3 separate regions of the Homo sapiens genome follow, and regions 2 and 3 are each linked to region 1. A link is a contact called in ENCODE Hi-C or POLR2A ChIA-PET data. All regions are on one chromosome and are shown on one strand. Each heading gives the region's core, a stretch centred on a gene start or an enhancer-like site at or near the end of the contact. The rest is flanking DNA. Distances are from core to core; before and after follow the strand shown. Region 1 has its middle 80 kb from the start of ZNF365. Region 2 overlaps NRBF2 (nuclear receptor binding factor 2). Region 3 overlaps JMJD1C (jumonji domain containing 1C).

What was found. A loop is a pair of places that touch in the nucleus more often than their neighbours do. ChIA-PET counts read pairs that join two places held with the same protein, here RNA polymerase II (POLR2A). Pooled maps may share reads with other maps.
Region 2: a pooled map shows a loop between it and region 1 (4-fold over the local background). The contact joins two enhancer-like sites. A Hi-C loop is called at or near these places in 3 of 168 maps with a recorded cell type or tissue (heart left ventricle, prostate gland and psoas muscle), 1 of 37 single-sample maps with no recorded cell type and 5 of 50 pooled maps. POLR2A ChIA-PET finds 5 or more read pairs at or near these places in 2 of 52 experiments (SK-N-SH and WTC11).
Region 3: a map with no recorded cell type shows a loop between it and region 1 (6-fold over the local background). The contact joins two enhancer-like sites. A Hi-C loop is called at or near these places in 1 of 37 single-sample maps with no recorded cell type and 4 of 50 pooled maps.

Annotation. Positions count from the first base shown.
Region 1 is chr10:62,452,285-62,456,807 of GRCh38, reverse strand. It overlaps a transcript of ZNF365 not described here. Among named protein-coding and RNA genes, the nearest start is that of ZNF365, 80 kb to the right of the region's middle. Within about 2 kb of position 1,592, at least 9 of the 41 ENCODE cell types and tissues checked have a DNase peak (open chromatin) inside an H3K27ac peak, as active enhancers do.
Region 2 is chr10:63,152,143-63,156,950 of GRCh38, reverse strand. NRBF2 (nuclear receptor binding factor 2) reads right to left here. Exons shown (of 4, transcript NM_030759.5): 3 at 4,761-4,801; 4 at 1,927-3,440. The coding sequence ends at 2,733. Among named protein-coding and RNA genes, the nearest start is that of NRBF2, 21 kb to the right of the region's middle. Within about 2 kb of position 2,895, at least 3 of the 41 ENCODE cell types and tissues checked have a DNase peak (open chromatin) inside an H3K27ac peak, as active enhancers do.
Region 3 is chr10:63,172,760-63,177,417 of GRCh38, reverse strand. It overlaps JMJD1C (jumonji domain containing 1C), which reads left to right. Exons shown (of 26, transcript NM_032776.3): 24 at 945-1,121. Among named protein-coding and RNA genes, the nearest start is that of NRBF2, 42 kb to the right of the region's middle. Within about 2 kb of position 3,062, at least 2 of the 41 ENCODE cell types and tissues checked have a DNase peak (open chromatin) inside an H3K27ac peak, as active enhancers do.

The DNA.
Region 1 (4,523 bases), core at 343-2,842:
ATTGTGGTCACAGCTAAATAGCATTACAAGAAAGACAGATGCTTACTTTCCTGCTAGTCTAGAATCTAAGAGGATATGAAACCAGAGCTACAGCTGTGGTCACCACATAGAACTTGAAGATGAAGTGTGCAGACTGAGGACAGCTGAGCTGAAATCGAGTCCCGCTCACATTGAGCTCTCAATTTAGCCTGGTCTAATGCCAGTTCTGCCTCTGATCTTGTTTATATGAGCCAGTAAATTCCTTTTGTATTGCTGAAATCAGATGGATTTGGCTTTTTCTATCCAACTTGCAATCAGAAGAATCTTAACTAATACCAAAGTATACAGGTAACCAATGATAGAAATAAATTCATAAAAATGAGAAGAGAGGGGTGGGGGAGTGGCGTACACAAAATAATTTCTCATCTTACACGGCATGGACAACATAATGTTCAATTCAGTAAATCAAGAAATATAAATATAGGCATGTTTTATGGAGATGATCATGGGAAAGGACTGAAATAAGAAATAAAGTTGGTTTTACTGGGACAGAGAATATGACCAAGGGATGAGGTGTTCATTTTTTTTTTTATCTTATGGAGATCTGTGGTGTCCCATGGGTGGCCACTAGCAGCAGTTGGTCATTTAAATTTAAATTAATTAAAATTTAAAATGCAGCCTCTTGTTCACAGTAGCAGCATTTGTAGTGCTCAACAGCTAGCTACATGTGGCTAGTGGCTACTGTACTAGATTGAACAGATATTGAATCTGTCCATCACCATCACCGCAGCAAGTTTAGTTGGACAACGCTGTAGTGGAGTGTCAGGAGTCACTGTGTAAAGTCAATGAATCAAACAACAGAAGTTTAAATACATCATTCAAAATTGCCCCATCACGATTTCATGGTACAGGCCCTGGAGGAAAAACAGCTTAGTTTCCTTTCAAATCCCAGCTCTGATACTTACAAGTTACTGAACCTTGGGTAAGTCACATTGATCTTTCTGTACTTCAATTCACTTATCAGTAAAATGGCAGAATACATGCAGACCTTTCTCACAAGGTTGCTGTGAGAATTAAATAACCAAATATATGTAAGTTCTTATATTTTGTGCCCAGCATGTGGTAAACATTCAATATTTACTTTTTATTTTCTATCCTTCTCTAAGTTAATTTTATTTTACCATATGCACATAGTTTAAATAAACTATGTATATATGAGATTTATAAATCAGTATTTAAATATAAATATAATATTTAATTTTTATCTCTCATATACAGTATATGTACATATACATATATCTCAGCTCCAGTTCATGGGATTATAGATGCTTTCATTTTCTTCTTTGTACATTTCTATAGTTTCCAAATTTCTGTATTGAACATGTATTATCTTTATCACCAGAAAAAAAAGTTTTTACTTTTAAAGATACCAACATATTTTGAGATGAACAGTGTTCTACATCTGGATCATTTGCTTTTGCTGATTTAGTCCACAGGGGCCCATTACATAATCTGTTGTTAGCCAACTGGGGCTTCATGACCTCTTTCCTGGGCTATTACAAAATCCTCCTGGCTGGTCCCCTTCCCTGTCCAGCTCTCTCCCAGCCTCCCTGTGCTGTCTCCACAGTGCTGCCAGAGTGATCCTTCCACAGCACAACATTTATAACACTCCCCTGCTTAAAACCTGTCAGCGTTTTTCTGTCCTTTACAAGTTAACTGCCCAGTCCAAGGCATGCCCCACCAAAGCCTTCTTATTCTAACCTTGCCTGCCTTTCCAGTCTTTTAACCCCCCACCAAATGTATCCAAGTCTCCACCCACAAACCACAAGGAGGAACATTCTTCTACCCCTTCTCCATTTCCAGTTGGAAGTCCCATTTATCCCACAAGATGTGCCTAACTTTGCACTAATCTCCAAAAGCAGAGCTCAGAGCTCCCACTCCAATCAGCACCACTGTCTCAGAGCCTGTTCTACTGAACAGCAATTATTTGTTTACATTCCAGACTCACCCTCAAGTATGCGCTCCTTGAGGGTGTGGCATCTTTGCCTTCCTGTGTCCAGCCCAGAAATTGACACCAAATAGTGCTTAATAAATGGTTGTTGCACGGATTCAGGAAGAAATTGTTTTAATTAAGATAGTAAATGTTCACTGCAGAAAATTAGAAAGTCTAGATAAATCAGAAGCAAAGAAAAAAAAACATGAAGCACATGTAATACCACCTCTCAGTAACATCAACACCTTGGTATATGTCCACAAGCTAGATTAGAGGTTCTCAAGCTTTCTTGGTTCATGGCACTCTCAGTGTTTCCGTAAATTTGTCTAGCATTTTAGACCAAAATAAATTATGTTTATTATGTAGTTTAGTCCAAACACCTTAATGGTAGTATGTAGTTCCCAGTGTCCAAAGGTGTCACTGTGTTTCCCTAGAAATTTTAGAATATATTGGGATGGGTGTTGCTGTGAATTCACCATAGTGCCCCAGGATTCCTTGGCACACAGTTTGGGAATTACTGGTCTAGACCTTCTAAAAGGATCTTTTAAAATACAATACATTGTCATATTGTACAGACTTTTGTTAACCAATGATTTGTATTTAATAAGAAGTAATACATGACTTTCCTGCTTGGTAACTGCTTATCTACCAATAGCTAATATTTGATAAGTACCTGGTAAGTTCCCTATGAGGAAGGTGTAATGCTACATCATTATCTTCATGAAGAAGCTGAGACACTGAGTTGTACATGAACAGCAAGGTATACGTTTAAAAAGGAAAAAATGAAAAAAGAAACTGAGGCACTGGCAATTTAAGAAACTTTACCAATATCTAACAGGTAGTAAGTTCACAATCAGGCTGCAAACCCAAGAAATCAAGTTTTAGAATCCGTACTCTTTTAACCTTCACAGCATCATTTAAATGGGGTGTGAGGCTACAATGGTGTTCTATGGTAAAGATGTATTACAACTTACTTAAATCATATCCCAAATATTAGACATTTAAATTGTTTCCAAGTTTTCACTATTTTCAACAATCTTGAAATGAACATCTTTATGGCTACATACTTTCATATTTATTTCCTTGGAGAAAAAAATCTATAGAAGTAGAATTTCTTTGTCAAAGAGTACAGTTTCTCAAAGAACTAAAAATAGAACTACCATTTGATCCAGCAATCCCACTGCTGGGTATCTACCCAAAGGAAAAGAAATCAACATATTAAAAAAAGTACCTACACCCACATATTTATTGAAGCACTATTCACAATAGCAAAGATACGGAATTAATCTAAGTGTCCATCCATCAACAGATGATTGGATAAGGAAAATGTGGTACATATATACAATGGAATACTATGCAGCAATTAAAAAGAATGACATCACTCTTTTGCAGCTTGAATGGAACTGGAGGCCATTATTTTAAGTGAAACAACTCAGAAACAGAAAGACAAATACAGCCTGTTCTGTCTTATAAGTGGGAACTAAATAATGTGTCCACGTGGACATTGAGTGGGGAATGATAGGCACTGGCGACTCATAAGGGTGAGAGAGTGAAAGGGATGTGGATGGTAAGAAATTACTTAATGGGCACAATGTGCGTTATTTGGTGATGGATACCCTAAAAGCCCTGACTTTACCACTACAAAATCTATGGATGTAATAAAATTAAATTTGTACCTCATCAATTTATTTAAAAAATTTTTTAAAGATGTACAAACTCCAAGTTTTTTAGTACTTGTATTCCAGCTATTCTACCAAATAGGCTGGATAAATTTCTATTTCATTATTTGTTTTTTCTAATTCAGTGTTTCACAAACACTGAATATTTTTATTATTTAAAAAAATGTTACCAATAAATCTCCCTAAGCCAGGAAGATACACTTACATTTTACAAACCTTTCCACAGCAAAGAATATATTTATGGAACAATGAAGGTGGCAGTAGGAAGGATTCAAGGGACCTTGGGCCTGCCCAGTCCTTCTGTGACCATAGGAGAATAATTTAATATCTTCATTTCTACTTGTCTACTAACATGACCAGTGCTTTTCAAACTTTTCACAGAAATAGCCCAAAGATACAAGAGAATAAAAACTTATTCCTAGAGTTAGGACCCTGGGGTGTATTGATCTAAAGAGATCCATTGCAGGCATGCAGTTTTTCCTCCTCTCAGATTCAGGCCAAAACTGCCTTCTTCTCCATAAGATGTTGGGGTTTTTAATATAGTAACATGAGTTTTGTTTTTTCATTTTTATCAGATAGAATTGTTGCTCCAGGGAGATAGATGTGCAATAACTTAATATGTAGCTTCAAGGACCCCAAGAGACTGCTGTGTACTCCACTTTGAGAAACAAGAAATTCTCTTCAAGATTCTTTCAACCTTGGTCAGTGTAAGATTCTAGAGAACACGATCTGTTCTCCAGTTAACCATAAAATGTGCGGTCATTATTCTGGGGGTGGTTAATTTTCCTAGAGGGGTCAGCATTTTTCTTTCCCATCAATTTCCTTGATTCCTGATACAGAAATGGCCTTTCCTCTCTGTTCTGACCATGCCT
Region 2 (4,808 bases), core at 1,646-4,145, 700 kb before region 1:
CCACTGAGAGTCATCACATTAGAACAAAAGTTCCTACCAGCCAGGAAATTACAGACTTGGGAGCTCTGTGCCAGGAACCAGAGACAAACAGCAAAATATTTATTTCTTCTTATAAATCACAATATCCTAGTCTCCAATGCCTCCTTGGGAAGCAGAAAGTAGCAGAGGTACAGTGGTACCTCTAACAGAGCTCATCTTTTAGAGAGAAATGGCTAGGCTAATAGAGTCATGTGCCATATAAAATTTCAGCCAATGATGGGCCACATGACAGATTATAAGACCATACCTTTATATTTAGATATACAAATGCCATTGTGTTACAACTGCCTAGCCAGTACAGTCCCATGCTGTAAAGGTTTGTAGCCCAGGAGCAAGACTATACAGCCTAGGTGTGGAGTCGGCTCTGCCTTCTAGGTTTGTGTAAGTCCACTTTAGGATGCTCACATGAAAAAATCACCTAACAACACATTCCTCAGAACACATCCTTGTTAAGCAACACATGACTATTTTTGGCACAAGCTTTTAAATGTCAAGTTTTATGAGCAAGGTTAGGCAAGTAAAATGTCGAGTCTAGGATATTAAAACACTGAGATATTTAGCAGAACAGAAATTCTAGTCAACCAAACAGAAAAAATAATAAAAAAAACAACAACACTGAGATAAACAAATTAATATATATATATTTTTTTTTTAGACAGAGTCCAGCTCTGTTGCCCAGGCTGGAGTGCAGTGGCACAATCTCAGCTCACTGCAACCTCTGCCTCCTGGGTTCAAGTGATTCTCCTGCTCAGCCTCCTAAGTAGCTGGGACTACAGGCCCATGCCACCACACTCGGCTAATCTTTGTATTGTTAGTAAGAGACAGGGTTTTGCCATATTTATCAGGCTGGTCTCGAACTTCAGACCTCAGGTGATCCGCCTGCCTCAGTCTCCCAAAGTGCTGGGATTACAAGCGTGAGCCACTGTGCCCAGCAAATTAATGTAACTTTTAAGAAAGTATAGAACTCAAGACAATTTGGCAGGCTAGTTTATTTTTGGTTTCATCTGCAGCAAGATGAGACAGGAAAAAATATGATTTCTCCATGGTCACTTCTGCTTTTTTTGAGACAGAATCTCACTCTGGTGTCCAGGTTGGAATGCAGTGGTGTGATGAGAGCTCACTGCAGCCTCAACCTCCCAGGCTCGAGTCATCCTCCCACCTCTGCCTCTGGAGTAACCACAACTACAGGCGCGCCATCACTGCACCCAGCTAAAGTTTTTCTGGGTAGAGACAGGGTCTCACTATGTTGCCCAGGGTGGTCGCAAACTCTTGGGCTCAAGCGACCCTCCCACCTCAGCCTCCCAAAGTGTTGGGATTACAGGTATAAGCCACCACGCCTGGCCCTATTTCTACTAGTTTCGTCACTGGATTTGTGAGCCTAACCCAACTTCCTCAACCCAATTGTCCTCAGAGAAGGCAATATATTTTTCTCACTTCTGTAATTCCACACAGCAAATCCAAGCTTTAAACATGCCCAGTAGCTTGCACCCAAATGTTTTGCTTATATTCTCCTCTTCCCCTTCCTTCTCATGGAACATCATCCAGCTTGGTAGAGAGAATCCAAAGCAGCACTTCCCCACACTATGCTCTGACAGGGTGGCAGGTGCCCAAGGGACAGCTGCCTCCAGCCTAGAGCAGCCCTGAGCATTTTCCATGTGGTGGTCAGGAAAAAGGTTGGAAACAATACATTTAAACCTCAGGAACTTCTGTACTCTCTGTCACCCTAGTTGTAAGGGAAATGGACTACAAAACACTGAAAGAAAAAAAAAATCCTTGACACACAAAAGTAATCATCTAACCGCATCTGTTCAAATTCAAAGTTTACAACGCACAGAGAAGCCACTCAGTGCCTTGCTTTTTAACTATCAACCACGTTCAACAAAGGTATAAAACACAATTACTTTATTGATTTCTTACAATAAAATACTGCCAACTAGCATTACGTCCACTCTTGCATCATTAAAAACAAAGGGTATTTCCTCCTTGGTATTTTCAAATGATGCATTATACAATAAACGAAGTTAGAACTTAAAATGCACCCTGATTAATTATGTAAACTGGTAATTTGTTTTAAAAAGCATAATAATTTGGTTCCTTTCTTCATAAAATGGAAATTTAAATATTTCTTCTGATAGTCTTGAGGTTATCATTATGAGTAGTGCAAAGTGTGGCACATATAGTTTCATCTAGAAGGGTGTGTATCTTACACACCTTAAACAAACAGAATGTGCATTAACAAAATGCATACAGTCAATGCATGATAGAAAGCATGTTTCAAATATAAGGCAGCCCCTCCGGCCACCATATTATTTAGGTTTTGCATTATCATTTATGGCATTATAGATTAATTACACATAACTTTTATACATTTTAACCCTGAAGATAAGAAAAATAACTGTTGCTTGAAAGAAATTCTTCCAGGTAGCCATTTGGTTTGTATCAGGAGAAACCGAACCTCCATGAGTTTAGCGTCTGCCAAGTCGGAATCATTAGCTGAAGTGAGTGAATGAGATACGCAGCGCATTTCACAGTGACTGTTTCCCAAGTCCTGGCAATGCCTCTGCTCCCACAGTCCACCAGATGAAGCATTTCCGGGATTACCCTTCTATGTGGTTTTCCCTTTTCATTTCTTTTTGCTGGATTAACGATTACTGTATTATTTCCTCTTTTCCCCTTTTCTGTGGCCTTCCATTTTAATTATTCATAAATCCTTTCAGAATATCCTCAGAGAGCTCCATAAGAGGAAGTTCTGGAGATGGAAAATCCAAGGGAGGAAGATTGGGGATTGGAATGTCCTTGGCTTTCCCAGTATTTGCTGCGAACTTCTGCCAGGTTGAGGAGGCTGTAGCAGTTTCTGCATGTGGTGGCAAGCTCCATAACTCTGACGTTTCTACAAAATCAGCATCTACATCCAGCTCCTTTTCTATTGGACCTTTTAGAAGTCTGGCCTTTTCAGCCTTTAGTTGTTTATTTTCTTTCCTTAATCTTTCATTCTCAGCCACAAGGAATTCCACATGCCTCTTCAAATCTGCAATTTTGGTTGCCTGCTCCTCTATAATTGTTTTATCATCTTTTGGGGCTTTGCTTCCAATACATGGCTCTGCTGGCTCACTCTTTTGCTGAAGTAAATAAAGTAGTGTGTCTGGATCCCTGTCAAAGATCCCCTGAATCTCAGGCAGGCATTTCTCTGTGGAAGGGCTGTACTTCTGAGAAAGGGGACTCTGGCCCTCTGCATCCTCTGCAGAGGGTTTGTGAGATGTCTGAAGATGGGCAGCTGCATCCTTGTCTGTGTTCTGCTGGGCTTTCAATCTTTCTTCACGCTGGGCCCTTTTCCATCTCTCTTGGATGAGGAGGAGCTGTTTCATATGGCTATCCCTTTGCAATTCCAGTGAAAGATGAGCCTATTACATAGAAGGAAAGATAAAATTGGAAGAATATTTTAAGTATCTTAGTAATGTCCAACATACACTATTCAAAATCCTTTGTGAATAACCCAACACTTACAATTTACAATTTACTATGTTTGCAAAAATACCATTCAGAAAGTCAGAAGTCCTATTCCCAATCAATACACTAAATTGGATGTTTTCCTCAATGTGCCTGACCCCATGTGTAATGTCATTTGTACTCAAAATTAGAAATCTTTCCTCTGTAGACATATTAATTCTACCAACAGCTAAAAAGAAAGTCTTCCTATCAACCGCGTGTTTGGATAACTCAATGCATGCCTGTATCATGAGCAGATTCTATACTTTCAAAGGCAGTGAAAGGGATAGAACACAACTTTAAAGTTCCCTTGGTTCAGTTTGAGAAACTAGTGGCTTTCCCTGCCACTGATATACCTCACAGAAATGATCTCTTTAACTAATACTTTTATAACAAAAAGTTTTTAAAAAGATATTTTATATATATTTATTTTAGAGACAGGGTCCCTGTTGCTGAGGCTGAAGTGCAATGGCGCAGTCATAGCTCACTGCAGCCTTGGACTCAGGTGTTCAGTGATCCTCTCACCTCAACCTCCCAAGTAGCTAGAACTACAGGCATGTGCCACCACGCCCAGCTAATTTTTTAAGTTTTTGTAGAGATGGGGTCTCACTGTGTTGCCAAGGCTGGTCTCGAACTCCTGGGCTCAAGTGATCCCCCTGCCTTGGCCTCCCAAAGTGCTGGGATTACAGGCATGGGCCACCATGCCCAGTCTTATGAATAAATGTATCTTGAAACACTTGGCAGGGCCTCCCCAAACACAGAAGACAATTTAAAGCAATTGGTGAAACAAATTTAAAAGTGCCTGAACTGCTTAAGAATTCAAGCAAAGACAAGTGGGAGACTGGTCAGATTTAAATTATCTTTGACAAGCAAAGGGTGGTCCAACTAGTTTCCTCTTGGCCAGGCCTGTTTACTGACTGTAAGCTAATGATCAAATAAGAGCTAATGATTAGGAATGGTCCGAAGAGGGCTCTCTAAAAGGTACATCTGGCTGGCAATCTGAGATCTGTGAGTAACCACTAGAAAAAAAGAAGTTTCTGCATTCCATGTCTGGGGCATCGACTGCAGTTCATTTAGTTTTAATTTCCGTTGTGAAGTGCTCTTCCCTTGCCCATTTTATATATTTTTGACTATAGCATTTTGAGAGGGACACAATGCTTTGCTTTACACACAATTCAAGCCTCCACAAGAAAACCTTTCTAACCCTTGTCGCAAATATTGGGAATATGTCTCACCTGCTCTGACTGTGTCAGCTTCATGGCTTCAGAAAGATATGCTGTTAA
Region 3 (4,658 bases), core at 1,813-4,312, 720 kb before region 1:
ATCTGGAGTCGCGGGATGTAAAAACAAATATTTCATGGAAACGTCTAAAGAAGGTAGGATCTTTATTTTCTTTGAATCTGATAGATATTTTTGGCTGCTGACCTAGGGAATGATTCTACTCTATCACATCTGATACTATGATACTTACTGAGTAGACTCAGATTTTGAGTAATCATACCTTGACTGTAGTTGGCATATACTCTGAAAGAAATTTATATATCAACCTGAAATAATTGGTTGAAACCCTTTGCTCAGGTACTTTTTAAACTTCGTAATTATGGAAATTTGTTTTAAGAAATGTTCAGTGCTGATACATCATCTTTCTGAAAGGATGTAAGTTCTGTCTGTGATCAATGTGAAGTAAAAGAGTTACAGCCTTTTTTGTACCATTTTATCCCTGAATACTTACCTGTATTTTAATCTGAAGTATGATCATTTGTGCCTTCTAAAGCAGATTATTTAACTGATTAAAGAGTCCCTTGAAATTGATTTTTCAAGTGTTAGAAGGTTAGCCATGTAAAGGTATTTATACTTACCTCAAAAAAGGATCAATAAATGTTTATGAAATCCATACATATGAATGGTTTGGCTTTTGGTAAAAAAAAAAAAAAAAAAAAAATACCCTGTTCCTCATCCATGTGCTATACTTTTGAAACAGTTATAAGGAAGGAAACCAGATAGATGGAAACTTCATAGTGGAAGGAGGTGGTGAGAAGGAAGTAGTAAACTGTTAAGAGCATTTCAGCATTGCTGTATTGTTTTAATATTCTTTGGCTTTCCAAATTATTGCAGAATGTTATTTTTTAACTGAAGAAGCTCATTCAGTTGTTCCATTGATTCTGAGAAGAAAAGATTTGTTATTACAAATAAAATTGAAATTTAACTGAACAGGATTTACCATTTCCTTACTTAAATTGGAGTGTCTATTTTAATTCATATTTCAGATTTCAAAAGAACAAGGCCTTGAAGTTCTACCAGAACATGATCCAATACGTGACCAAAGTTGGTATGTGAACAAAAAGCTCCGTCAAAGGCTGCTTGAAGAATATGGAGTCAGAACCTGTACTCTTATTCAGTTCCTTGGTGATGCTATTGTTTTGCCAGCGGGAGCACTTCATCAGGTATATACAAACTTATTTCTAACATATTTTTTACTGACTGAAAGAACTAGTTTTGAAAAAAAAATTGCTCTTAGTATAGATATAAATGGAAGAAGATGCAAATAAGAGAATTACCTGCACCAGTCTGCCTTTATTAGAATGACATCTCAGTGCTTGCAGAAATCTCACATAATTTCCTTAAGATTTTAAATTGTTTTAACATGAGCCAGATTTCTATTTGTATACTGTCTCCGATTTAATAGATCGAAATCTGATTTTTAAGCCCTCCTGGTGACATGTATACCTCTGAATAGTGAGGCTTAAAAGCATGGGGGGACACAGTATACAGACTTTTTATCAGGCTTTAAGCATACCTCCTACCTTTCTTCAGCATGCTAGCATATCAGGGGCCTGTCTAAAGAAAGATGGTATGTAATTTATATAACTGTTGATCCACAAAACATAAAAACTAAAATAAATACCTAGTTTAAAATACCTAATTTTTCCAGCACCGGGAAAAATGGCATAGAATAGATGCAGTGGTTATGGAGGGTGGGATTAAAAGTACACAGTGGATTCCTATAGGTGGAATGGGGCTACTACAGCCCAGGTTAACCCTTAAAATTAACAAGGTGTACCAGGGAAACCAGAAAAAACTCAAAAGCTGCTTTGCCTCAACAGTTGGTTCTCCACCTTTTCCACTGCTAAGTAATTGAGATGTAGCTGATGTATATTAGTTTACCAAGGAAACTTTCTCACATTTTATATAAGTATAGTCATTGACTGTTTTAGCATTTATGGCACTCTTCCATACAAATACTACTTAGGTGATAATAATTGCTTAGCTTTTAGGATGTGTCAGATTCAGGGTCAGATTTATCATTATTAGATCTCAAATGGCATTTATGATACAGTAGTAAAATACAAATGTCATAATAATAAATACCTTTTTCTCTATGATAATTTCCTGGAAAAAATGTATTTACATTAAGTGGTTATATTTTCCCATGGACTTATGATTATTTCAGAGATGTCATATTATTTATGTTTCATGTTTAATCTGGGATTCACCCTATACACCATTTCTTTGACTTCTAGACTCTTAGCAGAAAATAGCTAATCTGTATTCAAATGTAAATGCTCTCAAAAGAAGAGCCTATTTAAGAGACTAGTATTATAAATCTTTTTGTACATAGGAATAATCCTTTGATAATACAAAGTAGATTCCCTTGAAGATCTTTATTCACATATTGAATTTATCCAATGTCAGTTTTTATAAAGTTAACCTAGGTAGTGTAGTCATTTTTGTAAATTGAGATATAATTTGCATATAGTGAAATTTACCTTATTTAATGTATAATTCTGTGAGTTTCAACAAATGCATAGTTAGGTAACAACATAATCAAAATGTAGAACAATTCCATCACTCCGAAAAAATTCCCTCTTGCAGTTTTTTTTTTTGTTTTTTGTTTTTTGTTTTTTTGAGACAGAGTCTTGCTCTTGTTGCCCAGGCTAGAGCTCAGTGGCGCGATCTTGGCTCACTGCAACCTCTGCCTTCCGGGTTCAAGCGATTCTCCTGCCTCAGCCTCCCGAGTAGCTGCGGATTACAGGCATGCACCACCACGCCTGTCTAATTTTGTATTTTTAGTAGAGATGGGGTTTTTCCACGTTGGTCAGGCTGGTCTCGAACTCCTGACTTCAGGTAATCTGTCTGCCTTGGCCTCCCAAAGTGCTGGGATTACAGGCATGAGCCACCATGCTCGGCATCCTCTTGCACTTTTATAGTCAGCCTCTTCCCACCCAAAGTTCCTGCAACTAATCTGCTTTTTTGTCCCTATAGTTCCTCTTTTATGAGTATGCTGTAAATTTGGACTCACACAGTATGTACCCTTTAAGTCTGGCTTTTCTTAATGTATTTGAGATTCATTCCTATTGTTGTATTTATCAGTTGATTCTTTTTTTATTGCTGGGTAGTTGTATGAATATTTTTTTCATTTTTTAAATCCGTACATTCACCAGCTGAAGTACATTTTGGTTTTTTCCACTTTGGGGCAATAATAGATAAAGCTATCATAAACATTCATATACATGGTTTTATGTGAACAAAGATTTTTATTTCTGTTAAGTAAATACTGAATGGTGGGATTGCCTGGTGATACTATAATGTATGATTAAATTTAAGAAACTGCCAGACTATTCTCTAAATTGGTTGTTCCATTTTCATTTCCCAGTGCAGGGTTATGTGAGTTTCATTTCCTCTGCTTCCTCACTAGTGCTTGTTACTGTCAGTTTTGTTTTTAGACCATTCTAGTAAGTGTACAGTGGTGTCTCATGGTGGTTTTACTTTGTACTTTCTTAATGACTAAACATTGGGCATCTTTTTATATCTTCATTTGCCATCTGTATATCTACTTTGGTTAAATATGTGTTCAAATATTCTGTCTATTTAGCTGCTTTTTTTCTTACTGAGTTTTGAGTGTTTTTTGCCAATTTCTGATAATGTCTTTTATCTGATAATGTGTTTTACAAATACATTTTCCTTTCCTGTAGCTTCTCTTTTCAAAGAGCATTTTTTTTTCATTTTTCCATTTTTTAAAAGACAGTATCTTGCTCTGTTGCCCAGGTTAGAGTGCAGTGGCACAGTCATAGCTCACTGTAATCTCAAACTCCTGGGTTCAAGTGATCCCCCCACCACACCCTCCTGAGTAGCTAGTACTGTAGATGGACACCACCATGCCCAGCTGATTTTTTAATTTTTTGTGGAGATGGGGTCTTGCTGTGTTGCTCAGGCTGGTCTCGAACTCCTAAGCTCAGGCAATCTTCCTGCCTTGGCCTCCCAAAGTGTTGGGATTGTAGGCATGAGCCAACCCACCTGGCTGGTTTTTTCCATTTTGATGAGGTCCAGTTGATCAGTTTCTCTTTTATGGATGGTATTTTCATAGTATCTACAAAATTGTTGCCTAGCCCAAGATCACTCAGATTTTCTCCTCATTTTCTTCTAGAACCATTATAGTTTGAGGTCCTACATTTGGGTATGCAATGTAGTTCATCTTTGTATGTAGTGCATAGTATGGAGCGAGGTTCAATTTTTTGCATATGGGCATTTGGCTGTTCCAGTACTATTTGTTGAAAATACTACTTTTTAATGTTTTTCTTTTGAAAATGTAATACATAAACAGAAAAATTCAAAAGTATAAAAAGTTCACGGTGAAAATTCAGTATCTCACATTTTTCCCCCAGTTCCTTTTTTCCAGATGCAATCATTGTTACCCCAAAGAGATTCCATGCTTACACTTGTGTCCCTGCTGCTACTTTTTTGGGAACAGTGGTCTTTTAGTAGGCTCAAAGTGACCTTGTTAAAAAGTTAGGTTGGTTTACATATCCACACTTCCCCCTCTGTCTCACTGCCTTCATCTCGTATGGCTCTCCTAGTTCCTCTCTAGCCATCCTGCCCTCTTTGCTTCTTTCACACACACCAAGTATGTTTCCCCCCTCCCCCAGGGTTTTTGTGCTTCTTAATCTTTTTTGCTTGGAATCGTTTTTCTGTCAGGTATCTGT